Regions from separate parts of the Homo sapiens genome. Here regions 2, 3 and 4 are each linked to region 1. The links are chromatin contacts, found by Hi-C or POLR2A ChIA-PET in ENCODE. All regions are on one chromosome and are shown on one strand. Each heading gives the region's core, a stretch centred on a gene start or an enhancer-like site at or near the end of the contact. The rest is flanking DNA. Distances are from core to core; before and after follow the strand shown.

Evidence for each region. Hi-C counts contacts between places; a loop is a spot of excess contacts on that map. ChIA-PET counts read pairs that join two places held with the same protein, here RNA polymerase II (POLR2A). Pooled maps may share reads with other maps.
Region 2: a map of CD8-positive, alpha-beta T cell shows a loop between it and region 1 (19-fold over the local background). The contact joins the promoter of PEX13 here to the promoter of PPP4R3B in region 1. A Hi-C loop is called at or near these places in 2 of 168 maps with a recorded cell type or tissue (CD8-positive, alpha-beta T cell and naive thymus-derived CD4-positive, alpha-beta T cell) and 10 of 50 pooled maps.
Region 3: a loop to region 1 is called in a map of naive thymus-derived CD4-positive, alpha-beta T cell, with 21 times the contacts of the local background. The contact joins the promoter of WDPCP here to the promoter of PPP4R3B in region 1. A Hi-C loop is called at or near these places in 1 of 168 maps with a recorded cell type or tissue (naive thymus-derived CD4-positive, alpha-beta T cell) and 9 of 50 pooled maps. POLR2A ChIA-PET finds 5 or more read pairs at or near these places in 1 of 52 experiments (Caco-2).
Region 4: a loop to region 1 is called in a map of CD4-positive, alpha-beta memory T cell, with 18 times the contacts of the local background. The contact joins the promoter of FBXO11 here to the promoter of PPP4R3B in region 1. A Hi-C loop is called at or near these places in 1 of 168 maps with a recorded cell type or tissue (CD4-positive, alpha-beta memory T cell) and 6 of 50 pooled maps. POLR2A ChIA-PET finds 5 or more read pairs at or near these places in 4 of 52 experiments (A673, GM12878, PC-9 and 1 more).

Annotation. Positions count from the first base shown.
Region 1 is chr2:55,613,877-55,620,782 of GRCh38, reverse strand. PPP4R3B (protein phosphatase 4 regulatory subunit 3B) reads left to right here and starts at 3,161. Exons shown (of 17, transcript NM_001122964.3): 1 at 3,161-3,639; 2 at 5,277-5,332. The coding sequence starts at 3,498. PPP4R3B-DT (PPP4R3B divergent transcript) reads right to left here and starts at 2,853. Exons shown (of 3, transcript NR_186624.1): 1 at 2,401-2,853. RefSeq lists a silencer at 296-345 and enhancers at 2,791-2,840, 2,861-3,260, 2,354-3,278, 3,279-4,205.
Region 2 is chr2:61,016,269-61,023,233 of GRCh38, reverse strand. It overlaps PEX13 (peroxisomal biogenesis factor 13), which reads right to left and starts at 5,514. Exons shown (of 4, transcript NM_002618.4): 1 at 5,383-5,514. The coding sequence starts at 5,474. It overlaps PUS10 (pseudouridine synthase 10), which reads left to right and starts at 4,979. Exons shown (of 18, transcript NM_144709.4): 1 at 4,979-5,226. RefSeq lists an enhancer at 5,058-5,107.
Region 3 is chr2:63,583,069-63,589,931 of GRCh38, reverse strand. It overlaps WDPCP (WD repeat containing planar cell polarity effector), which reads left to right and starts at 1,455. Exons shown (of 18, transcript NM_015910.7): 1 at 1,455-1,735. The coding sequence starts at 1,661. MDH1 (malate dehydrogenase 1) reads right to left here and starts at 969. Exons shown (of 9, transcript NM_005917.4): 1 at 886-969. The coding sequence starts at 888. RefSeq lists enhancers at 939-1,258, 1,770-2,290.
Region 4 is chr2:47,905,248-47,911,904 of GRCh38, reverse strand. FBXO11 (F-box protein 11) reads left to right here and starts at 5,407. Exons shown (of 23, transcript NM_001190274.2): 1 at 5,407-6,416. The coding sequence starts at 6,185. It overlaps LOC100506235 (a long non-coding RNA gene), which reads right to left and starts at 6,355. Exons shown (of 2, transcript NR_187636.1): 1 at 6,106-6,355; 2 at 3,738-4,587. RefSeq lists an enhancer at 4,461-5,245 and silencers at 5,315-5,414, 5,905-6,094, 6,455-6,574, 6,585-6,634.

The sequences.
Region 1 (6,906 bases), core at 1,912-4,411:
CAGCACTTTGGGAGGTCAAAGCAGGCAGATCCCTTAAGCTCAGGAGTGTGAGACCAGCCTGGGCACCAACATGTAGAGACCCTGTCTCCACAAAAAATAAAAAGGAAGGAAAAGAATAGTATTCCATTACAGTCATGTGTCCCTTAACAATGGGGATGCTTTCTGAAAAATGCATCATCAGGTGATTTTTTGTTGTGTGAACATCATAGAGTGTACCTAAACAAACCTAGATGGTAGCCTACTACAGAGGTCCCCAACCTTTTTGACACCAGGGACTGGTTTTGTGGAAGACAATTTTTCCATGGAAAGGGGGAGTTGGATTCTCATAAGGAGTGCACAGGTTAGATCCCTTGCATGTGCAGTTTACAATAGGGTTCTCACTCCTACCAGAATGTAATGCCCCTGCTCATCTGACAGGGGGCAGAGCTCAGGCCGAAATGCTGGCTCCCCTGCCACTCACCTTCTGCTGTGCCGCCCAGTTCCTAACAGGCCCTGGACCACTACTGGACCACTACATACATATCTACATATAATTACCTGTATATGCATAGAATATCTCTGGAATAGGACTAGATACATACTTTGTGGGCCCAGTGCAAAATAAAACCGCAGGGCCCTTGTCCAGAAACTTTCCTGAATTTCAAGTTAGTGACAGCAAAACATTAAACCAAGTGCCTATCTGTACAGGTCACCACCATGAAGCCAGCCCTGCTCTGGCAACATACACAGGAAAATGGAATAGAGGTGATTCCAAGAGGAAAATTCTATGAGTGGCAGGAGACAAAGACTAAAAGAAGACTTAGTTTTCACTATATATCTTTGCCTTTTTTTTTTTTTTTTTTTTTGAGACAGTCTGTCACACTGTCCCCCAGGCTGGAGTGCAGTGGTGCAATCTTGGCTCACTGCAACCTCTGCCTCCCAGGTTGAAGCGATTCTCCTACCTCGGCCTCCCAAGTAGCTGGGATTACAGGCCCCCACCACCACGCCCAGCTGATTTTTGTATTTTTAGCAGAGACAGGGTTTCACCACGTTGGCCTGGCTGGTCTGGATCTCCTGACCTCGGGCAATCTGCCCACCTCGCCCTCCCAAAGTGCTGGGATTACAGGCGTGAGCCACCATGCCCGGCCTCTCTTTTTAATTTCATATGTGTAAAGGCATTACTTATTCAAAACAACAAAAAAGGAAGATTGTGGGCTTATTTGGTTAGCAACTCTTTGAAGTGGAACTTTGATGACTGCCTGAAGCAAAGAACATCTGCTGGGGAAGATGTGGTTATGGGGGGCCCTCAGACTTGGATAAGCACTGAGCCCTGTGCTTTGGAGGGGTCTGAAATCCATGGAATCATGGGACTGTAGCCACCTGCAGCCCACTTTCCCTTTTCCAGACCATGCTGTGGGCACTCTAGTATTCCCTATCCCAAACGCCAAGCCTGACTCCAGGGTCTGCACAATCCTCTTCCCAAGTTCAGTCTTCCTGGGGAGTAACCAAAGGGTGAGGCTTGGACAGAAGGCTGGAGAGTCTAACATCAGGCTCAAAAATTGTGTGAAGCATTCTCTGACTCTTCCAAGACAGAAATGTTATTTTCTCTGAGGTCAAAATACATTTTGTCCACTTTCATCACATCAATTAATTGGCTCTATTGTTATGTATTATATTATGATGATTTTCTTCAAGTACATTTTCTGAGGTCTCTAGATTAAAAAAAAAAACTATGAATCCAGATTTTGAAATTATTTCTATCAGCATGTGTTCTGTACACTGACCCACGTTGTAGTGTACTGCTGAAGGGTGTCCACACTTAAGCGATCTGGTCAAAACATAAGCACGTTTTAACAAGACCATTGATTAGTTATGACTACAACTCCCAAGATGCACTGCAGGGTCAGTGTGCGCGTCTCGCCTAGTTTTCACCGATCAGGCTAATGAGCTGCACAGAAGTGGCAGCTGAACAAGCTGAGAGACTGTATTAAAGAACGAATATAGCGGGGATGGGGAGCAGGCGTCTACGGTCCCAGCTACTCGGGAGGCTGAGGTGAGAGGATCGCTTGAGCCCTCAAGGCGGAGGCTACAGTGAGTCGAGATAGCGCCATTGCACTCTAGCCTGGGAAGCAGAGAGAGACTATCAAAAACAACAAAACGAATAAAGGGATTCTACCAAGAGTGAGCTGGACTGAAATAAACGACACGCTACTACGACCCAGCGCGTGACTATATCCACCGCACAATGTGCGATAATAGCCTCAATGCAGAGAGAATTCCTCCTTTCCTTATTCAGTGCAAGAGAGCCCTATAGAGAACGCAGGAAATGCCCGCGAGAAACTGAGAAGTATCAAAACAATCACAGATATGTTAGGAAAGTAGCTCCCCGCCACTTCCCTAAACTTATCATAGCAGACTTACTTTCCAAGGTTACAAACACAAGAAGAGCACTGTATTTTCATGAAGCGGAAAATGTGCTTTACAATCGCCAGCTACTAAGAGCCTTAACGGTGAAGCGCTCTGCAAGAAACAGGAAATCGTCAACACACTTTCTGCATGAATTGCCTGGAGAGTTGTGTCCATAGACAATTCCTGGTTAGATGCTTAATTGTAGCAGACTCCATAACGGGGTTTAGCGGGTTTCCATTCGGCAGAAAGGGCTCCACGTTCTTTTTCACAGAAAGGTTTAAACTTATTTTTCCTCCTCAGGCGGACGAAGTGAGCGTCGTTCCGTGAAGGTATGAAACCCTTTTCCTTCCTTTCTGTCCCTGGTTACTCCGGTTCAAGGCTACGTACTTCCCCGGTTTGCTTTGTTTTTTCCTCAGAGCTAAGTTCCTAGGAACGTCACATACTGGTGCCATCCAACAACATGACGACGTGCGGAACCGAAGTCCCCTTCCACCTAGCGGCCTCTCGCGGCGCAGGCGTGGACGGGGAGATCGCGAGAACCTCCCGCCCAATTGCGACCCCGCGCCAAGAGGCGGGGCCGAAAGAGGAGGAAGTCGGGCCGAAAGAGGAGGAAGTCTCGCCGAAGTACTCCCGCCCCAGTCGGTACCCCTCCTCGCGAGAGCGCCGAGCATTCCGGCCTGGGAAGCGCGTGCAGAAGCGGAGGTGCTGCTCATGGGACTTGTCGGCCGCCGTAGCCCCTGCTAGGACAGCCCGTGCGAGCCTGCTGGAGGAGGAAGAGAAAGGCAGAGAGAGTCGGGTTACAAGATGGCGGATCTGTAGTAGTTACCGCGGCGGCGGGAGAGCAAGCGAGCCCTGGGGGGCAAAGAGACGGGAGAGTGGGTGTATGCGCGGGTGAAGTGAGAGGTAACGGGGCCTCCGGGCGGAGAGGCCTCAGTGGCTCTTGTCACCCCTTCTCGCGGCTGAACCTTTGGAGCCATGGTGAATTCGGGCCTCTCCGAAGCCGCCGCCGCCGCCACCGCCACTACTGCCTTTACCGTCTCCTAAGAGTGAGGAGCGCGGACGAGGTAAGCGAGGAGGCGGCGGCTAGAGCGGTGGAGACAGCAGCCACCATGTCGGATACGCGGCGGCGAGTGAAGGTCTATACCCTGAACGAAGACCGGCAATGGGACGACCGAGGCACCGGGCACGTCTCCTCCACTTACGTGGAGGAGCTCAAGGGGATGTCGCTGCTGGTTCGGGCAGAGTCCGACGGTAAGGTTATCGGAACTGTAGAATAGGGGATAGTGCCTCTGGTTGGGGCACAGCTTGGGTTTAGGGCCCTGGGCCCGTTACCGTTGCTACTCCTTCGGGACAGCGCGTTGGTTCTGAACTGGCTCTTGTGTACGGCAAAAACAAAGTACTGTACTTTTGACTGGACTTATCCTCGGAGACCGAGACTCTCTGTCCTTCTCCCATCTCTCTTAAGGATTGGACTCCTTCCTTTCCAGTCCCTCCTCTTTTGAAGAGGGGAGAGTGTGAGAGAGAAGGGAGGAAGTAGTGAGAGACTAGGTACTGATGTCGCCCTAGGAGCTGACACCTTCCTCCCCCTTTATTTACTTATCCATTATACGTCTAGTACAAACGGTTTAGGGAAACTTTTCTTTCCGAGTGTTTTTAAAAAAAAAAAATTGTACCAACGGGCCCCAGGTGCCACAGTCGACAGGTGCTGGGGAAAACCGAAAGGCACGTTTTCCTGGCTGTATTGCTGACTGTTGCCACGATACATGGACACACAAGCACATACATCTGTAGTCTGCATTTCTTCGGGCTGCCTTTGTAGAAGGCGCTATGAGAAAGTGAATGCCTTACAATCTAAGCAAGTTGGGACACCAAAGCAGGTTGTAAACTGCTGTGTTCTTTGGTTTATTGTAGTCATGTGAAGTATTTTAAATTACAAAATGTAGAGCCGTAATTAAAATGCCTTTTATAGTATAATCTGGACTTGATTTGAACAACTGATATAGGCAGTTAGAAAAATAATCTTAGGTTTAGTCTTGACATATTTTGTATTCTTGCTTGTTCCCTTTTATTTTAAATAGTCATCACTTCTACAGAAGGTGTTCTTTTGTTCTTAATGAGGAAAGGATAAATGCAGCACTGTAATTTCTATACTAAGTATTTAATCCCTGTCATGATGTTTTTGTTTTGTAATTTGCATTATTTGTTAAACTGGGAATGCAATAAAACAACTTTTGTTAAAACGAATGGCTTGAAGTGGTCATTTAGACCTTAAAATTTTTATTTCAATAAAATTTTAATAGTCATCTAGTCTCCTCATTCCTTGGTTTGATTGTTGGTTTTAGATTAATTTTTCCTTTAAGGGTGTATGGGAATAGGGTGAAATATTTTAGATTAAATGTGAAGCCTAGATTTGGAGAGAAAATGTGAATTCGAATACATTTTATTAAGATGTCCAACTCGGTAAAAAGACTTGAAAAGTTTGCGGGGGCGGGGGGCGGGGTTTAAATGTGTATTTTTTTTTTTTTTTTTTTTTTTTTGGAGACAGAGTCTTGCTCTGTTGCCAGGCTGGAGTTCAATGGCGCGATCTGGGCTACTGCAACCTCTGCCTCCTCTCCCTCTCTCTCAAGCGATTCTCCTGCCCCACCCTCCCGTGTACCTGGGACTACAGGCATGCGCCACCACGCCCAGCTAATTTTTGTATTTTTAGTAGAGACGGTTTCACCATGTTGGCTGGAATGGTCTGGATCTCTTGACCTCGTGATCTGCCCGCCTCCCAAAGTGCTAGGATTACAGACGTGAGCCACTGCGCCCGGCTTTAATGTGTATTCTAATTTTTATTCAGGGTTTTATCATTTGAGACTTATGATGTATTATTTTTTATCTTTCAGGATCACTACTCTTGGAATCAAAGATAAATCCAAATACTGCATATCAGAAACAACAGGCAAGTAGTTGTTTATCTTTAATTTGAAAGACTTCATCTGTGATCAAGGAAGTATTAATCTGACAAAGGTGGGAAAGCTTTCCTGACAAGAAAAAAACATGTTTGGTAAACAAAGATCATGTGTATTTCTCTTGCAGGTTAAAAGTTTCAGACTGAAAAAAAGTTTTTGTACTGGTGATAATTATCATTTTTGGATTGAGCCACTGTCGGTTTATTCTAAGATGTATTTATTAGTATTATTTAACTGTAGTTAGCCAAGTCTCTTCTATACCTTGTACATGAAACCTTTTATTCTGAGTCACGTTTAAAGGAAATGACATAGAACAAAATTCAAAGGGATACTCTTAAAGCAAGGAAAGCCTGTTTGTGGTGTGAAATTAAATCCTTTGACTCAAGTAAAGGTAGAGGTTTTGAAGTAGAAGCATTAAATCCTGCTCTTTAATTGTTGTGTATTTTTAATATAGTAATCAATGGATACTTTATAAAAATGTACATTACCAAGTATGTAACATCTTCTGTTAATATTGTCTTATTTGGGAAAGAAAATGTGTATTGTATTTTAGCACGCCTGATTAATCTGAAAATGGTAGCAGTGATTCAATCTTTTTTATTCTGTGAATGTTTTTGTTTTTATTATGAAATATATTAAAATTGAAAAGTACAGAGAATAATCGGTGTCTACTGTAACACCACCAGATTTAACAATGTTAATGTTACGCCATATTTGTTTCAAATATTTTTGTAATATTGAACATTATGGATAGAGTTAAAGCTTGTTTGTATCCATCCCGTTGTTTACATTCTCCATCCCCTACATAGGTAACCACTATTCTGAAGTTGATGTGTATTCTTTGTGTACATGCTTTTATACCTTTTCTGCATATGTATGTATCCATAAATAATATGTAGTCTGTTGTGTGTTTTTAAACTTTACACAGTGGATGTCATACTCTTACATGTATTCTGCAGCTTGCATTTTTCACACATTCATTTTGAATATTCGTTCATGTTAACAATGTAGATCTAGTTTTCTTTTTAAACTCTGTATAGTATTCTTATGTATGACATACACTTGTTGTTATACATTTGAATTATTTCCAGGTATTCTTTTTTGTGTGTGGTATGTAAAGTCACGATGGCAGAGATTTTTGAAGGAAGATAAATTATTTTAGGATTACATTTACAGCGTCAGTGCCCACTTCAAGGTTTATGAAAATTTGGATGCCCAGAAACAAGTACTTCGTAGTTGGAGGAATAAAATTCTGTCTGTTGTGCAGCTTATTATTACAAAGTCTTACTGTTAGAACAATTATGTATATAACACATTCTTAATCAGTTATTTGAAATACTTTAAAATTTTCAATATTCAATTCATAGCTTTTTTCTCTGTTTAGAAAATATTGTGTGTCTTTTTTGATGGAGAAGCAAATTAAACATTTGTCCTGAATTGAAAACCTGAAGATGTTTCCTATACCTTAGACATTGTAAGGTAGACATTTAAGTAAATTTAATTTCTCAGTCAGCCAGGCAGCTCTTAATCTCTGTCTTTATACCGAGTTTTTACCAGATGATCA
Region 2 (6,965 bases), core at 4,265-6,764, 5.4 Mb before region 1:
CAGGAGTTCGAGACCAGCCTGGGAAACAAGGCAAAACTCCATCTCTACTAAAAATATAAAAATTAGTTGGGCATGGTGGCATGCACCTGTAGTCCCAGCTACTCAGGAGGCTGAGGCAGGAGGACCACTTAATCCCAGGATGTAGAAGCTGCAGTGAGCCATGACTGCACCACTGCACTCCAGCCCGGGTGGCAGAGTGAGACACTGTCTGAAAAAAAAAAGGAAATTAGACTCAACAGAAAAACCTATCTAGCTATAAAACTTTGATACAAAACCAGAATAGTACAAAGAAAAAAAATTCAATTTCACCTAGGAACATGTATGCAACAGTCTCACAATATTAGAATAGAGTTCTTTTTCTTTTTGGAGACAGGGTCTTGCTATGTCACCCAGGCTGGAGTGCAGTGGTATGATGACAGCTCACTGCAGCCTTGAACTCCTGGACTCAAAGGGATCCTCCCACCTCAGCCTCCCTAGTGGCTAGGACTACAGGCACACACCACTACACCTGGCCAATTTTAAAATTTTTTATAGACAGAGTCTTGTTATGTTGCTCAGACTAGTCTTGAACTTCTGGCCTCAAGCAATCCTCCTGCCCTGGCCTTCCAAAATGCTAGGATTACAAATGTGAACCACTCCAACTGGTTTAGAATAGAATTTGGAATTGCATATCAGAAAAAAATCAAGACTAATCAAAGTTCATTGAGAAATGCAAGGATGGTTCAACAATAGAAGGTTGATACAATAAACATTTTCTCTAATCTTGTCTTCTCACTTTATTTCATCAATTTGATCTTCAATTACTGATATCCTTTTTTCCACTTGATTGAATCAGCTATTGAAGCTTGTGCGTGCATCACGAAGTTCTTGTGCCATGGTTTTCAGCTCCATCAGGTCATTTAAGGTCTTCTCTACACTGTTTATTCTAGTAAGCCATTCATCTAACCTTTTTTCAAGGTTTTTAGCTTCTTTGCGACGGGTTAGAACATGCTCCTTTAGCTCGGAGAAGTTTGTTATTGCCGACCTTCTGAAGCCTACTTCTGTCAACTCGTCAAAGTCATTCTCTGTCCAGCTTTGTTCCGTTGCTGGCAAGGAGCTGCGATCCTTTGGAGGAGATGAGGTGCTCTGATTTTTAGAATTTTCAGCTTTTCTGCTCTGGTTTCTCCCCATCTTTGTGGTTTTATCTACCTTTGGTCTTTGATGTTGGTAACCTACAAATGGGGTTTTGGTGTGGATGTCCTTTTTGTTGATGTTGAAGCTATTCCTTTCTGTCTACTAGTTTTCCTTCTAATGGTCACGTCCCTCAGCTGCAGGTCTGTTGGAGTTTGCTGGAGGTCCACTGCAGACCCTGTTTGCCTGGGTATCACCAGCAGAGGCTACAGAACAGCAAATATTGCTGCCTGATCCTTCCTCTGGAAGCTTTGTCCCAGAGGGACACCTGCCTGTTTGAGGTGTCTGTCAGCCCCTACTGGGAGGTGTTTCCCAGTCAGGCTACACGGGGGTCAGGGACCCACTTGAGGAGGCCGTCTGTCCGTTCTCAGAGCTCAAACACCATGCTGGGAGAACCACTGCTCTCTTCAGAGCTATCAGACAGGGACGTTTAAGTCCACAGAAGTTTCTGCTGCCTTTTGCTCAGCTATGCCCTGCCCACAGAGCTGAAGTCTATGGAGGCAGTAGGCCTTGCTGAGCTGCAGTGGGCTCCTCCCAGTTCAAGCTTCCTGGGCGCTCTGTTTACCTACTCAAGCCTCAGCAATGGTGGATTCCCCTCCCCCTGCCAGGCTGCTGCCTCGCAGATTGATCTCAGACTGCTGTGCTAGCACTGAGCAAGGCTCCATGGGTATAGGATCCGTCAAGCCAGGCATGGGAGAGAATCTCCTGGTCTGCTTGTTGCTAAGACTGTGGAAAAAGCCCACTATTTGGGCAGAAGTGTCCCATTTTTCCAGGTATAGTCTGTCACGGCATCCCTTGGTTAGGAAAGGGAAATCCCCCAATCCCTTGCGCTTCCTGGGTGAGGTGATGCCCCGCCTCGATTTGGCTCACCCTCCATGGGGTGCGACCAGTGTTCAACCAGTCCCAGTGAGATGAACCAGGTACCTCAGTTGGAAACACAGAAATCACCCGTCCTGTGCGTCAATCACGCTGGGAGCTGCAGACCAGAGCTGTTCCTATTCCCACATTTTCATACTAAAGCGAAAATACATACAATGGTCTCAACAGATGCAGAAAAGCCATTCATAAAATTTAATATTTCTTCACAATAAAAATCTGAGCAAGGTAAGGGCTGGGCATAGTGACTCACACCTGTAATCTCAGCACTTTGGGAGGCCTAGGTGGGCAGATCACCTGAGGTCAGGAGTTCAAGACCAGCCTGGCCAACATAGTGAAACCCCATCTCTATTAAAAATACAAAAATTAGCTGGGCGGAGTGGCACGCGCCTGTAGTCTCAACTGTCCGGGAGACTGAGGCAGGAGAATCACTTGAACCCAGGAGGTAGAGGTTGCCATGAGCCAAGATTGCGTCTCTGCACTCCAGCCTGGGAGACACAGTGAGACTCCATCTCAAACAAAAATAAAAATGAAATAAAAATAAAATAAAATAAATCTGAGCAAGGTAGAGAGAGAGAATTTTGACAAGATATCTATCAAAAACAAAAAGCAAACTTCACATTTAACAGTAAAACTTCAGAAGCACTCCAGTGGAAGTCAGGACCAATACAAGGATGCTAGCTTATCTGTAAATGACAGAACTGGCTACACAAAACTAAAGAGAATTTCAACCAAACCATCAGAACTAATTAAGAGTTTGAGATTATGCTGTACATAATATTTACATTAAAAAAAATCAATAGCATTCTGCCATACCAGTTAATAACCAACTGGAAAATGTAAAAGGAAAAAAGAAAGCCCATTTGCAACTACTACAGCAAAAATAATCTAGGAATAAAAAATAAAATATGGAAAAAAATTTCATGGAGGTAATTATAAGTTTTTTGTTGTTGTTGTTGTTTGAGATGGAGTCTCCCTCTGTTGCCCAGGCTGCAGTGCAGTGGCGTGATCTTGGCTCACTGCAAGCTCCGCCTCGTGGGTTCACGCCATTCTCCTGCCTCAGCCTCCTGATTAGCTGGGACTACAGGTGCCCGCCACCGCACCCAGCTAATGTTTTTTTGTATTTTTAGTAGAGACGGGGTTTCTCCGAGTTAGCCAGGATGGTCTCGATCTCCTGACCTCGTGATCTGCCCGCCCAGTCTCCCAAAGTGGATAATTATAAGATATTTAAGGCAAAAAGATAAATTCCCACCAATTGTAGCTTATACAATATTCATGGAATAAAAACTTACTTGATCCATAAATTCAGCTCAGTTCCAATAAAAATCCCAGTAAGTCTTTTTATAAAGGACTAAGTGTAAAGAGCGCAATTACAAAGAACAGCAATGTGTGGAAACTCTTGACATACTACATATCAAGACTTATAAAATTCTGTAATTAAGATAGTGTGGTGCTAGTAGAAAGTCAGAAAATGCCCAAAACAGAACTACATATTTAGGAAACCTTGATATGACATAGATGGCATTAAAAACTAAGAATAGACTACTCAATAAATGGTGCTGCGACAATTAGTTACCTATATGGAAAAAAAAATTAGATTTTTATACAAAGTCAGTTCCATGTGGATTAAATGCAAATGAAAAAACCGGAAGATTTAAAAGAAAACATACAGAAAAACTGTCCTGATCTAGGTAGACAGGATTTCTTAACCAAGACAAAAAGCATAAACAATAAAATATGACAATTTTGGCTGTATTAAAATCAAAAACATCTGTACAAAAAATTGAACATAAATATAAAGAGGAGAAGCCACACAGTGAAAAATATTAGCAAAATGTAGTAACAAAAAAGGATTAGTTTAACAATACTCTTACAAATTGGTAAGCAAAGATAAAGCCAATAGAAAATTGGGCAACAGAAAAAACAAAAACAGATACAAAAAATAATATATAAATAGTAACATGTAATTAGATATAAAATATATATTATTGTTACATTGTTAAGTTTTAGATATAAAATGCATATAAATAGCACAAACCTAAGTACTAAAATATAAAAACATTACTGGGTATGCGAAACACCAAATAAGGACAATAGTCACCACTATAAAGAAGAATGGGAGAGTTTAGCCGTCTTTTATTTTGAAAAATTCGACATAAGTCTGGCAAATGTTAACACTGTTTAAAGTTGAGTAGTGAATATATAGGTATTATCTTACTCTCTACTGGTCTCTGTGTTTAAAATATTTCACGATAAAGTGGGAAAATGGTTAATTTTACATAAAAAGAACTTTAACAGATGCAAAAAATAAAACCTCTCTCATTCGACAAGCAGCCTAAATGGGGAAAAAAGAACCCACTCAAAAAAAAGGTAGCAGATAATGTCACCGTGGCTTACCAGCCTAATCAAACTTATTACTTGTTATGTATATATCCTTATTAAACTAAGTCGTTACTGTGTTAAAGCATTTTAGTGTTTAAATAAAAGATTTCAGAATACAGCAGAAATACATTCCAATATGTTGGGGTTTTTACGCTTAGGAAAACCTACAATAGTAGGTGATTTGACATTTGAATCACACCTATCTGAATTAAGATGTCCAGCACTACCAAACAAAAGCCACACGAGGCCACGAAACACTCCCAACTCTGCATGTTTTAGCCTTTTTAAAGTCCTAGAAACCAACTGATACTGATTAAAAACCAAACAAAAAAAAAATACAGGCCTCAGAAAAATACACTATTTTGCACACAAAGTCCATCCATAGGCCTCAGATCTAGAACTCCTGCTTTAAAGTTGCTTCTCCAATCTCGATCCGAAACACTGGCTGAGTTATGCTGGAAAAGAATGCAAAGTGTACGGGGCTTGAGTTCCTGTTGCGTAAAACCTTTCCGGCTTTCAGCAACTTCTCGAGAGGTTAACACCTTTAAGGAGAGACTTTGCTCCCTGTCGATGCCGTGGCTGGACAAATGCCGCTCTCAACTGCTACAGACCAAAGTCTACGCTTTAAAGATAGAGAAGCCATTCTGTCAAAGTGAAAACAGAAGCGGTAGGTAGGAAGCCGCCCCCCTTTCTTTCAAGCACAGAGACCCAGAGAGACGCCCAGGAGCTCCCGAAAAAAACGTTGCTGATTAGAGCTGCCGGGTCAGAAACAGCTGTGAGACACTAAAGTCCCCACTGGTAAGCGCCCCAGCTCCACCTCGGCCCCTATCCCCAAGGTTGGGTATTGGTTAAAGGGGGGAAGGGAATACCTCCACTAACAACCGCTACAACCGCCTCCTGCCAAGTCCCCGCTCGGGCCCACTAAACTCACAGCCTGAAGAATCCCACACTCACTGGAAAGTGGGGCCCGGTCCTGGTCCCGGTCCGGCTCCCGGAATTCGGCGGGTCTCCCAGGGTTTGGGGGGAGGTGGCGGCTGGGACGCCATCTCCTCCGCCTCCTCTCGGCTCCCGCTCCTACCCCTGACTGTCCAGGCCCGCGTAGACCAGCACCTGGAGCGTAAGACACAACGGGCAGAACACCGAGCCGTCCACCCCGCCCACCCTTGCAGTCAGGACAAGGCTTGAGTTACTTTGCCAGCTGAATCCATACAGCGGGAGGATGCCACTAATTTGTAGGAAGAAACACGCTCTTTGTATTTGCCCCAGAAAGAGCTGCCTTTCTAAACCTCAGGGTAAAGGCTCATCGATATTTCTGGTAGCGGCTACAACTCCCTAGACGTCGGAGTCCCACCGAGGCTTTTCTGGGAGTGGACCAGTCGGGCTGGGAGTAAAGCCGCACGCACTCCTTCGCTCGTGGGGGAGGTAGGGTGAGGTGGCAAACCAGGCAGTTTTTCGGATTTCCTCTACAAACAAGAAGGGAGAAGCTCACTTAGTCCTAGCGAGAGCGGGCTGGTACTTTTGTTCTAAAACGCACGTTTCCTCGGGGAACAGAATTGCTAGACGCAATAGGTGCGTTGTCTTTAGTCTTCCCTCTTCCCTTCGAGGGCCGGAAGGGGTTAAATCTCAGGCTCCGGCGTCTGGGGAGAAGGTGAGGCGGGTAGGTAAGAGGTGAAGGAGTGCAGACTGGGTGCAAAAGAGGTGTGGCGGGAGAGAGTTCGTTTCTCTCCTGCTGGAGCGGCTTTGTTAGCAAAGGAGGGGTGAGTGGGAAGTTTGTTGCACCTGACCGAAGGGGGAAGGGCTTGCTTGGCGAAAACTGAGGCTTGAGGTTAGATCTCGGGATGAACTTTTCAAGAGTCCACAGTAGATTCCAGAGCTGAATGTTTCAGAAGCCCAGTGAAGTGTGATCACCTCTTTCTCCGTAAATCCACACCCCCAGCCCCACGCCGCGTTACGAATGACACCCTTCGGTAGGGAAATGAGTTTTAAAAGATCTTAGGATATGAGACTCAGTCTGGTCATTTCGCTAGTTTTTCTTATACCCTGCCCCTTTTCTCGTTTTCGATGACTGGTTTTTGTAATCGTCCAAGAGGTGAAAATAAAGTCCTTCCTCTCCTCCAGTAAGCCAGAGACTGGGCTAGTTATCCTTGATTTGGGGAGGAGGGATTCAGTCCTCCTAGGGAGCCTGACACATGAAAGGCGGCTTTGTAGCAACTTGTTACAGAGTTATTTCTATAAAACAAACACATAAACGAAAAGCAAACATCTTGAGGGTAACCAACACTGGAAAACTTACATTGTGGAATGCCTTTCTCAGGGCTTGCTTTCAAACATAATAAATCTAATATGGACAACCGATTTCTAATATCTTATGAAATCCTGGCATTTAATTATCTCACGATGAAAAAACCAAATTTAAGACGTAACGTATTTTCTCCTTTTAATGTTAACATTCTTGAGAAGTTGATAAATTGTTGGTAGGTGAAAATGATGTTGAGAGGTTTGTAAATTCATAGCTCGTTTATTAACACACATTCAAA
Region 3 (6,863 bases), core at 206-2,705, 8.0 Mb before region 1:
AGTAGGAAAAACAGTCGCAACTATAAATACAAGCCATTGTATTGATAGTATGAAGCGATTTCTCTGAGTTTGATGACAAATGTCACCTTCAAGCAGTACGCAGATTATTCCTACGCCAGAGTTCCTTCACCAACTCTCCCCCTCCCCCTCTCTTTCAGCAGAGACAAGCGATGGAGATGCAGGTTACCCAGGTCTTCCATGACAAAATGGTTACTCTGTTACATTTAAGAGAGGTGCTTCTGGAATTCACAATATACAGTTCAATAAAGAATATTTGCAGTAGTTATTTAGTTAGTGATGCTGTCACTTCAATATATCCTGGCATTACAAAAAAGGTCAATGAACGGGTTCCAAATAACATTTTGAGAAATTAGATATGGCGGAAACACGTCTGCTGCAAACGCAGATCGTAATCTGGAGCACCTGGTAAATACTACCTTTCCAGCTTTTTGCTTTCAAGGTCCCTGTGACAAAAGCCGTTATAAACACTGTGGGCAAATGAGGAGAAAAAGGGGTTAGGACCCAACCTTTCCCTCCCATCGCAAACCTTATCGTCCTTATCAAACACCGTAACGTCCTTTGGAAAATAGCTGCAGCGTCGCATTTTGTCCTCCCGTCATGCAGCAGGATTAAGATCGCTCCTCTCCCAGGACAACTACTTCTCCAGAGTCCTCCTAAGAGCGCCCCATACCCCGCAAGGTGGAAATCAATCCCTTCCCATTACTGGGTCACTGCGGCAATCCCCAGAAGATGAGTCCGAGCTTGCCAAAGGGCGCGAAGGACAGTGCCTTGCACAGCTGCCTCCCAAAAGTCCCTAAAGTGCAAGAAACCCCACTCAAGGGCGCGAGGGCCAGAGGTGGGCAGGAACCCGGGGCCCACACTCACCATGATTGAAAACTGCGGGGACAATTTCAACAACTGCAAAATGAGCCTCAGAGAGTCAGGTCACCTCTACCGCGGAACTGACTCGGAGAGGGCGAGCGGTGTTAGCGAGAAAAGGCTCCGCTCCCGACGCGGCGCTCTCTGGGAACTGTAGTTTACGCTGCCCTGGTTGTGGCGCAATCTCCAAAGCATTTCCTTCAAGTGTTGAACTACACTTCCCGATACCAGAGGTTTTTTTCAAGCTCTTCTCACTGCGCTCTGCGCCGATTGCAAAGTAGTCCCTGAGGATGAGCCCCTGTGATTGGAGGACGACAACAAACGGATGGTTTGGGCTCAGGAGGAAAGGACCTGCCTGATGGAGCCCGGCAATTGGCGGGAGAGATAGCGTGTGTAACTCTAGGGAGGGGAGAATCACCCCTTAGCGACATCACCCCCACGCGCGTGACTGAGACTGCATCCTCCCATGAGGGTAAACGTGGGAGGTAAAGAGACCTTCCGCTGCGTAAAGCTGGATCGACCCGGAAACAAAATCTTTTAAAAAACGATTGACACTCTGGAGGGGCGGGGGAATTGATAAGTTGGGACGACCGGACAGCTTCTCAGGTTGCTAAGCGACGAGGCGGGAGCGCACGCACACCCTGGCTGCTTTGTAGCACCTGAGGAAACTGTGGCGGCGGCGGCGGCGTCCTGGAGACCCAAGAGACCAAGCGAGCGTGTCGCTCCCTCTCGGGTCCGAGGACCTAGCCTAGGAACCTTCTGCCCGGGGTAGTGTCTGGTGATGAGGCGAGAGTTTTGCTGGGACGCCTACTCCAAAGCGGCCGGGAGTCGCGCTTCTTCCCCACTCCCGAGACAGGTGAGCCCTGGCCCGAGGGCAAGGGGTTTTCTTTTAACCTTAGGATCCGGAATGCGGTTGGTGCGCCGTCCCGCTTTGCTTTTATCCGCTGTGCGGATGCCTGCAAGCTCGCCGGTCCCTTTTCTGAGCGGAGTATGAGGGCTGTGGGAATGCAGCTATTTTGGAGGGGGTGGTGCCCTGGAGTAGGTGCACCCCCGACCCCAAATGGAGCTCTTCCAGAGTTATATCAAAAATATTTATTGAGCATTTACTTTGTAGGAGGTGAGCCTCTCCCTTCCAGGAGGTCACAGTATACGGTTCTAATTTGCTCTAAGCCCTCCGTGAATGTTGAGTTTTGTCCATTCCCTTTTGGAAGAAACAGGATGCGCCTTAAACCATCTTGAGTCTTAAAGTTATGCCAAACAGGCATTTCTAAGGAAAGACTGGCGACTGAAGGGGAGACACTGGTTGTTTAGTCAGTCAGTCTCAGCTGGTAAAACAACTTAAGAGGTTCTCTTTAAAATTAATGCTGCCAAGAGAATTGCTGTGCTTTTTGAAAGCTTGTTTCTTGTGGATGTTAAAAGGAAGATATGATGCTCGGGAGTAGCATACACAGCATATACGTAATGAAAATGAATAAAACATCTCTATTAGATAACATTGTTAGAACTTCCGTTTTTTCTCTGTCACTGATAAATGAATGCCAAGTAATATCTTTCAATTTTTCTCTATTTCAGTTTGGAGGATTTGCTATTTTTGGAAAGAAATGTAATGCTTTACTTTTAGCATTTATTAATATCATACCTGAATGACTCTCCTTGTATCTCTTTATTCATTTGGCTCTCAGACAACATACTTTCCTGGTTTTCCTCTTTTGTTACTGGTTCTCAGTTCTGCGGAGTTTCTAAATTTTTTTTAGTTGTGATCTCTTAACATTGGGGTGCCTGTATTCTCTGTCTATACTAAATCCCTCAGTGAGCTAATTCATAAGTTGCATCACTTCAAATGCTACTTTTAATGTCAAAAACTCTCAAATTTATGTGTCTAGTCCTGAATTAGTAGGTGTGCATTATTCTCAAACCTAGGTTCTCTGAGTTTTACTTTTTACTCTGAGCAGTTACGAAAAATTTCTTCCATTATCCTCCTAAATGAATTCTTCTACTAGCTGCTAACAGAAAGATTTTTCCATGTTGTTGTCCTTAAAAATATCATGATTTTACCTAATGTAAATGACGAGTTAATGGGTGCAGTACACCAACATGGCATGTATACGTACATATGTAACAAACTTGCACGTTGTGCACATGTACCCTAGAACTTAAAGTATAACAAAACAATCTCATGATTTTTGTCCTCGATTTACAGTGAATTTTACAAGGGAGACTTTTTATAACCAGAATTCTCACTGCAGTCCTATAGCAGGACAGGACATTCCCATACTCCAAGAAGGCCACAAACATGTAAGCCCCCGTATTCCCATCCAGTCCAGATATACAGAATTGAAGTCACCTGTGTGGTAGTTCACGGGCCTTGTTCTGTTTATTGCTAGTTGCCCTTGTAAATCAGGTTAAGGAGCATATTAGCACTGATTGTAAGTTACTTTTCTCAGGTAATATAATACACTGCAAGAGAAGATGTTTGGTAAGGTGGGTATATCAGCACATTTCCAATTATACTAATAAGATTGTCTGTGTTCTCTTCCTTTTGAACCGTCTTTGGTAATAGCTAATGTCAAGTAGCACAATATGTCATTGCACTTTCACTGTGAGTTTGAATCTCCAGGTGGTTTGTGAATGTGTTGCAGACATTCATTTTTTGTTAAGGCAACAAACAGAGCATTAAACTGTTATGCTATATTTGGAGTTATGCTTAACATTTTTTTTGCCCAGCCTCGCGTTATTTAGTAAGGTAATATTTAATTCAAATTGTAGAAAATGTTTGAAATACCATTCTAACAACATCCAGCAAAGATATTAAAGGATCATTAAGTTTCAAATCTCTGAAATAGAATGTTGGCTCTTGATACCCAAGGCACTTTGGAACTCACAAGATCTTATGCTTTTTTATAGTATACAATTATTTAACCACAGCTAGGCGTGGTGGCTCACACTTGTAATCTCAGCACTTTGAGAGGCTAAGGCCGGAGGACTGCTTGAGTCGAAGAGTTTGAGACCAGCCTGGGCAATATACTGAGACCTTGTCTCTACAAAAAATTTTTAAAAAATTAGCTGAGTGTGGTGTTGTGCACCTGTAGTCCCAGCTCCTCAAGAGGCTGAGGTGGGAGGGTTGCTTGAGCCCAGTAAGCAGAAGTTGCACTGGCATCACTGCACCCCAGCCTGGGCGACAAAGGGAGATCCTGTCTCAAAAAAAAAAAAAAAAAAAGAAAATTATTTAACCTCATATTAATTTTATCTCTAGCATATATAAAATTGTTATAGATCTAGTTAAAACTCATTCATCTTAATGTTTTCTTTAATGAAGTTCTATTACACTTTTAAGCTATTTTATAACAATTTTGTTATAATCTGGTTCCTTTTTGTTGAAAGTAACAATGTAATATTTAGAGAGTACTATAATGTAAAGATGCCTTTACATTGCTGTCTGTCTAAGTAGCTACATTTTTAGAAATATGTACTTTACCATAGGATCATGTATTTAGTAAACAGCCATGTTAGATAATGGAGTGTGATTGAAAATAGGATTATTTATAAAGCAAGGTTAAGACTTGTGAAATAAATCAGAGACCAAATTATTACAAATATTTTTTAAAGGAAAGATTGCAGAGCTAAATAGTTGACCTTAGCTGAAAAAAAAAACTTTGGCTTTTTACCCTTTTTAAAATTTAAGTGTAATGCTAGGTATCTTGGAAATTATTTGTTGGCTTAAGTGACATGCAGGACATTTTTGAAAGTATTCTCAAGTAATTTCTTAAAATGAATATGTAGTATTTTAAAAATAATTATTACATTCACTTTAGTGAATCTTAAACGTAGTAATTCCAAATTTAGTTATGGCAAAAATAAAAGTGCTTGTAATTTAATTTAAAACTGTAGTCTCAATGAGAACCACTTTATTACTATGTCTTACAATTTTATACATACACAATTTGTACACATTTTAAACTATAACATTTGACTGGAATTTTCAGGAATGGTGAAATACAGGATATTTTAATAGGATAAAAGTTTTAATCATGATCATTACGTAGTCAAGTTGCTTTGAGTGGTCAAGTGGTAGAATTGAGTGGAATAATTTGCTAGGACCTCCTCTTTTAACTTTAGTTAAACAAGATAAAACATTATTCATCAGGATTCTGTTTGATAATTACATGTTTCCAGAAGTATGAGCTACCTAACCTTGAGTTTTTTTCAAGTGAAAGGAGCAGAATTTATTGGTCTTAACTTTACTACCTAGCTGTGTGACCTTGAACAAGTTTCCTGGTCTCTATAAATCTTCATTTATTAATACAATGAGGCTAATAACACAGAGTGATCATTATATCTGGAAACGTAATGTAGCAATTCCATTCCTTTACATACCCATTTAAATCAAGAGATGTACAAGATGTTCATAAGCACTGTTTCTAAGAGCACAGCTCTAGAAATTACCCATATGGCCATCAATAGGAAAATGTAAAAATATATTGAAAATGAATAGAACATAGCTACACACCAACATGGATTCATTGAAATCCATTGGATTGATTGAAAATGAATTCATTTTCATTGGATTCATTGAAAATGAATATAGCTACACACCAACATGGATGAGCATCAAAAATACAATGTTAATTGAAAAAAGCAAACCATATAATAATATATACATTATGATTTAATTTTTATAAAAATTAAAAATTTGCAACAAATACTGTTGTTCACGATTTCAAACCCATCTGGTAAAACCATAAATAAGAGCAGAGGAATGATTAATCAGAATTCAGGATAGTGGTTGCTTGGGGAGGAGAGTAGGAGACGGGGTACTGGGGTCTTCAAAATATTAGTGATCTACTTCTTTTTAAGCTGTGTTAGTATGTGGGTATTTATTCATTCATTTATTTATTTTGAGGCCATCTCACTCTGTTTCCCAGGCTGGAGTGCAGTGGTATGATCATATCACTGTAGCCGCGATTTCCTGGGCTCAAGTGATCCTCCTGCCTTGGCCACCCAAAGCGCTGGTATTATAGGCATGAACCACTGCACATAGCCTGGTTTTATTTTTTGTTTTAGTTTAAGACATACATATATCTCTGGCCACTCTTTTTTTTTCTTATTCTTCTTTGAGATGTGGTCTCGCTAGGTTGCTGAGGCTGGTCTAGAACGCCTGGGCTTGAATGATCCTCCTGCCTCAGGCTCCCAGGTAGCTGGGACTACAGGCACTGACCACTCATATGTATCCTATTTTATATGAAACATGGTGACTTAGAACTTTATCTTTTATTATTGAACAACAAATTTGAGAGAGAATACAGTCACTCATGACACTAGTACCCTAAAATAACTATTTACATTTTTCAAAATTTCTTTCTTTTTTTTTTTTTTGAAACGGAGTCTTGCTCTGTCGCCAGGCTGGAGTGCAGTGGCGCAATCTTGGCTCACTGCAAGCTCCACTTCCTGGGTTCAAGCAATTCTTCTGCCTCAGCCTCCTGAGTAGCTGGGACTACAGGCACGTGCCACCACACCCAGCTAATTTTTGTATTTTTATTGGAGATGGGTTTTCACCATGTTGGTCAGATGATCTCGATCTCTTGACTTCCTGATCCGCCCGCCTGGCCTCCCAAAGTGCTTGGATTACAGGCATGAGCCACCGTGCTCTGCCAGGTTTTCAAAATTTCAAGGTTAAATTTAAATGACGTCTTGCTATTTGTCTTCAATTTGTCCCATTTGTTCTCTGTTCTCTCTTCTTTTCTTCCTTCTTTTTGATGAATTGAAATTTTTTACAATTCCATTTTATCTCCTTTATTGGCTTATTGACAGTAACTTTATTTTAGTGACTGTTGTAGGGTTTATAGCATACATCCTTTATCATAGTGTATTTTCAAGTGATATTATACCATTTCATGTATAAAAACCTGCCAATAATTTACTTCCATTTCTCCTTTCCTGACCACTTTACTTTTACATGTTATGAGCCCCATACAACATCATCGTTA
Region 4 (6,657 bases), core at 4,158-6,657, 7.7 Mb after region 1:
CTCAGAAATAATACCACACATCTACAACCATCTGATCTTTGACAAACCTGACTAAAACAAGAAATGGGGAAAGGATTCCCTATTTAATAAATGGTGCTGGGAAAACTGGCTAGCCATATGTAGAAAGCTGAAACTGGATCCCTTCCTAACACCTTATGCAAAAATTAATTCAAGATGGATTAAAGACTTAAATGTTAGACCTAACACCACAAAAACCCTAGAAGAAAACCTAAGCAATACCATTCAGGACATAGGCATGGGCAAGGACTTCATGACTAAAACACCAAAAGCAATGGCAACAAGAGCCAACATTGACAAATGGGATCTAATTAAACTAAAGAGCTTCTGCCCAGCAAAAGAAACTACCATCAGAGTGAACAGGCAACCTACAGAATGGGAGAAAATTTTTGCAATCTACCCATCTGACAAAGGGCTAATATCCAGAATCTACAAAGAACTTAAACAAATTTACAAGAAAAAATCAAACAACGCCATCAAAAAGTGGGCAAAGGATATGAACAGACACTTCTCAAAAGAAGACATTTATGCAGCCAACAGACACATGAAAAAATGCTCATCATCACTGGCCATCAGAGAAATGCAAATCAAAACCACAATGAGATACCATCTCACACCAGTTAGAATGGCGATCATTAAAAAGTCAGGAAACAACAGGTGCTGGAAAGCATGTGGAGAAATAGGAACACTTTTACACCGTTAGTGGGAGTGTAAACTAGTTCAACCATTGTGGAAGACAGTGTGACGATTCCTCAAGGATCTAGAACCAGAAATACCATTTGACCCAGCCATCCCATTACTGGGTATATACCCAAAGGATTATAAATCATGCTGCTATAAAGACACAAGCACACATATGTTTATTGCGGCACTATTCACAATAGCAAAGACTTGGAACCAACCCAAATGCCCACCAATGATAGACTGGATTAAGAAAATGTGGCACATATACACCATGGAATACTATGCAGCCATAAAAAAGGATGAGTTCATGTCCTTTGTAGGGACATGGATGAAGCTGGAAACCATCATTCTCAGCAAACTATTGCAAGGAAAGAAAACCAAACACTGCATGTTCTCACTCATAGGTGGCAATTGAACAATGAGAATGCTTGGACACAGGAAGGGGAACATCACACACACTGGGGCCTGTCGTGGGATCGGGGGAAGGGGGGAGGGACAACATTAGGAGATATACCTAATGTAAATGACGAGTTAATGGGTGCAGCACACCAACACGGCACATGTATACATATGTAACAAACCTGCACATTGTGCACATGTACCCTAGAACTTAAAGTATAATAATAATAATAAAAAGAAATTGGTTCTGCTCTTAAAAAACAAAGATTTACCACTGTGTATCACAGTCCAGCCTAAAACTTGAACAAAATTGATTTCTTTTAATAGCGTTCTGTATTACTTCACAGGGAAAGGTATTAAAGTCAGATTCTATAATTCTTTAAAGATAACTTCTGGGTATCATTGGATTGTGTGCTTACCAGGTTTTCCCACATATACGTTAAATTTAAATCCTTAGTTCCGAGTTAATTTTCACTACCTAACTGATAAAAAATTATCTGGGCATGTACTGAAGAATGAATTTTTGCAGCTTAGTGAGATAAGTCATTCATACTTTAACAAGAATATTTTAAACAGAGCTGGTTATTCCTGCAGGGAAACCATATTCAGATCAAACTAATTTCTTAAATGACATAAAAGGAGTGAGCAGCTTTGAGGTGTCTTATGTAACTAAGTGCTGACGGCTTGGGACTAGATGATAGAATGACAGAGGAAAGGGAAGCTGAATCTTTGAAATGGTAAAATTATAATTTAAGAATCACAGTAAATATCACCTGCCAGGTATTAAAATGATTAAAGAGCTTATTTTTTCCACACTGCTATTGTGATAGGTTTTATAAACAAATAATTTTAAGTACACTAACCTTTTAAGCACCAGTAATTAGCTGAGAAAAACAAACACAAATGTTCTTGAAGAGAGAGCAAACCCTGAGGGAATTCAGTCCTCTGAAATTATGCTAAGTATTACTGAAATAATTCTAGGTGGCTCCCACCCCTAAAAGAAATCCTTTTAAATTTTTCTCCTGTTTTCTAACATATATAACTTTTATGACAGCTAATTGACAGAATTATTTACTAATATAGGTGGATCTGCCTATGGATAAAACCTTCCAGGATATTTTGGGTTCTCACCAGAACTCAAAATACTGTCTACAATGCTTCTGAATGGAAAGGGCCCTGGATTGGCAGACAGTGGCTTTGCTACCAAATAGTTATAGTTTTGTCACCTCCCTTCTTTGGAGTTTAGTTTCCTAGTCTGTTGAATACAGAAATGAGATTTAATGATCTCCAAGGTCCGTCCTGACAACTCTTAAGTTCCACAATTGAGTTTGAACACTTTTACACAAAGATGACTTCAACATTTAATCCCTGAAATAAACTAAACATATGTAGAAACCAGTAATGTAGGGATAGGATAATATTTTTTAATATCTCCCAATAGGTGTTCCATTATTGTTAAACTGGGTTCTCTCTTGAGCACTTCATCAGCTATCACGGCTCCAAGAAAGGGAGCAGAAGAAATGCCAAATCTCAAAAATGAAGAGGATACGGTACAGAAGGAAAGTTCCTGACAAATGGGAAGGAGAAAAATCCATTCCTTAAAAACCCTGGGGCATGATGGAAAGAAGAAAAGGGTACAAGGAAGAGGTTAATCAGACTCAGTGTGCTTACTTTCCATCCCCTCTCAGGGTGGAAACTAGAATTGAGGGTATGTAGTTGACATATGCACAGAGACATAGGGAAATCCAAGAAAGTTGGAGATAGTGGTTTGCGTCCCTGGACATGTCTGTGAAACACTAAGACGTCTAGGAGTTCTACTTTCAGCCTGCCAGCATGTTCAATATGACATAAGGAGAAAAATGCAACATTGTTGGATAGTGGCTCAACAACTAGTAAGCCCAAAGCAAGGCTCCTGGCTCATCAAGGCCTACACGTGGTATTCGGGGAATCCAGAAGTACCCATGTGTCTCAGTGAGAACCATGAGGATCAAGGGACCTGTGGAGACTCGGGGTCAGTACAAAGAGGTTATAGTGTATGGGGCAAATGGCTCATGTATGGATTTCAGCAAAAGAAATCAGCCTCAAAAGTACAGAAATGACCAGTTTTATGAGTAATAAATGATAAACGACAGTGGCTGCCATCAGACAATACTAGCCACTCCACGCCAGAAGACAACATAAGGACTGGCATTAGTGGCTTAGATGCCCTTGTAAACCTCCCTATTCCTCAGGGATGCTACCACCCTACCAGTTACTCTGTGAATTTGAAAAAGGTGCTTCCTTTCTCAAGACACTTTACTACCATCTATCAGGAAATTGTCATAATATACTAATTTTGCTAAAACAAGGCATTTTACTGCCATATGTCAGAGAATTGTTGCAATAAACTTAGAAATCTAGGGTATGTAAAAGATACCCCTTATACCACATATAACAACCCTAAACCCCGCCCCTCCCATTAATATATTAGAAGGAGAGTTGGGGAAATAAAAGGTGAAAGCAGTTATGTTTTTTAAAAAATTGAGATGATGTGGGGACTTGAAGTTAAAATTACAGAAAATAAACAAGCTACATTTTCTTTACATCTGAATTAATGTAAGTAAAACTTCCACTCTGCCACACCAAAATACAAACTCTTTATGCCCAATATTTTCCTTTTATTAGTATTTCCCATAACACCTTATATACATATTAATGCATACACGGAAGGAGCCAAAAAGTACTTGTCAAATAAAAAAGTAAATTTTTAGAAAAATCAGAAATGATGGACACACTTATATGTATAACGTAATTTTCCTGTACTTTTACTTTTCCCCTATGTTTATTTGAACAAACCTAAAATTGTACCCATTTGCACCTAGCTAACCACCATAAAAATTTGGAGTTCTCCAGCTGTTTTGTAACAGCTGTCCTCCTCAAATATTTTTTTGAGAAACAAACATAGACCTACGTTTCTCTATTTTTCTGGACTAAAGAGAGATCATCTCAAAATCACAGAACTCTTAAAAATTGAAAACAGGATCATGTAGTCTAAAATAAGTTCTTATTTAAACTTGGGAGGTGAGGGGGGCGGGGCTGACATCTAGAAAGGTGAAGTACTTTGCCTGTAGTCACACACCAAGTCTGGGACTCAACACACAGGCTCGCCTCTTTGCGTCTCTCCCTCCTTCCAAAATACATTTTCCTCCCTCTCAAAAGCTTTATCACGCTTTGTAGTTGCTTAATTATCTATGTCAAACCTAGAGAGCAACTGATGACACTCAGAGACATCGCCCAAAGTTCTGAAAACCAGATAATCAGATAAACTGCCAGTTTTACCACATCCAAAAAATGCACAACAAAAGAGAGAAGGGGGAGAATCGAGAATACATTTTCAGCCGCAAGGCAATAAAAACACGTTTCCCTTGGAGAGAGATTATGTTGGGGGCATCAGGTATAAAGGTAATTCCTGTTGAGGGTTTTTCTTTTCCTTGCAGTTTGTGGGACCTAAAAAAAAAAAATTAAAAATTAAATCACATAAACAATCACAACATCAACACATTTACTTCTCTCCTCTCACATATTATTTTCCCACACATTGTATACACTTCTTCAAAGAACAAATCAAATTGGCCAAAGGTCAAAGCCTTTTCAAGGTTTAGATGATATACGATTAGGCACCGACTCCAAACTTCGCTTACCAAGCCCAAAGCTCGGAGACGGAAATCTTCAGGGTTTGCAAATACCCTCAGCTTGGCTAAAGGGCACGAAATCTCTAGCGCTCCCTACAGCTCAGATTTTGAACCCACCTACCACAGAAAACCCGAGTTACCAAAGATTGGCTCCCTCGTTCCACTTTTTTTTCAGCTCAAAAAAATCGGGTGAAGGTTGGGGTAGGGGGGAAGCTGAAACGGCGAACCGAAGGATTAATCACTTCTCCCCATTACATCAGCAACCCCCGCCCTTTCCTCCGAGCACCTCCTCTCCCAGAATCGTCGCTACGCACTGGCGCTCTCTTCGCCCACCCCCTGCTCTATTATTTGCCCTGATACCTCCCCATTATCACCCGCCCCGCCACACTCCCCCTTTCCTCTTTCCCCCTCCTAGGCGGGGGAGGGAGGAAACCCGAGAGAGGAAACAGGGCGTTGAAGGGACTTCGCGATAAGAGCGGAGGCCCCATTGGCCGGAAGGTTGTACGGGCGCCTTAGATTGGCCGCCTGGACGGAATCCCCGCCCCTCCTTTCCCCGCCCACCCACCCCTCCCCCCGCCGCCCCGCGGCCCTCCCCCGCGCCCCCGGCCAGCCCCGCGGCGGGGAGGGACCGACTGGGCGAGTGGAGGCTCCGGCGGTGTCAATGGCTCCTCCTGCCACGGAGCAGCAGCAGAAGCAGCGGCGACAGGGCTGACGAGGAGGAGGAGGAAAGGTTCCTTTAAGGAGGAGGAAGGACGACGCCTCTTTTTCCCCCTATCTCCTCCCTTCACACTCATTTCCCCTTCGCCGAGGAGAGAAGGGGGGGAGGAGAGAGAAGAGACCGAAGAAAGAGAGAAAAATTCCTCACAGAAATCTCTTTCAGGGGGTGTGGGGGGGAGGAAGAGGGAAAAAAAAGAGCCGGGCGCCCCCTGCTCCCTCCCTCCCTTCTCTCCCTCTCTTTTTCTCCCTTCCTCACCCGCCCGCCCACTCCCCCCGCTGCCGGAGACGCCGCTCGCGAGTCGGCGGGACCGGGATCTGTCTCTTCAGCCGCCGCCGCCGCCGCCGCCGCGCTTCGCCTCGGGATCCCCAAGCGGCGGACGCCCTTTCTTTCTTTCTCTCGGTCTGCCCGTCTTTCTGCCTTCGTCCCTCGCGGCCGCCCCGCCCGGCGGCTTCGGCCTTCCCCGTGCGTCAGGCCCTCCCGGCCGGCCTCGCTCGGTCTCCGTCTGTCTACCCGGGCCTTTCTCCGGACTCGGGGTCCCGCTCGCCCCCTCCGCCCTCAGCGTCTCCCCTTCCCCTCGCCCCCTCTCCTTCCTCCCCCCTCTCCCACTCTCCCCACCCCTTTCTCCTGCCCCGAAGCTCGCTGTGCGTGTGCGTGTGTGTGTCCCTCCGCCAACGCCGCCACCTCAGCCCGGCAAATGAACTCCGTCCGAGCCGCCAACCGGAGACCCAGGCGAGTGTCGCGGCCGCGCCCGGTGCAGCAACAGCAGCAGCAGCCCCCGCAGCAGCCGCCGCCGCAGCCGCCCCAGCAGCAGCCGCCCCAGCAGCAGCCTCCGCCGCCGCCGCAGCAGCAGCAGCAGCAGCAGCCTCCGCCGCCGCCACCGCCGCCTCCGCCGCTGCCTCAGGAGCGGAACAACGTCGGCGAGCGGGGTAAGGCCGCGCTACCTCCCAACCGCCCGCCTTCCCGGGCACCGCGGGAAGGGAGGCCGGGGCGGGCGGGCGGGCGGGCGGGCGGGGGCGGCCTGCGCGCCCTGGGGGTGGGAGACCCAAGCTGAGCGGAGGCGGGTCCCCCGGTGCCGCAGTGTCAGCCCGGGCCGGGCCCGGCCGGCAGGAAAAGCCGCGGCTTCCCTTCTCGCCTGGGCTCTCGCTCAGGCCGCGCTTTGTTTGGTTT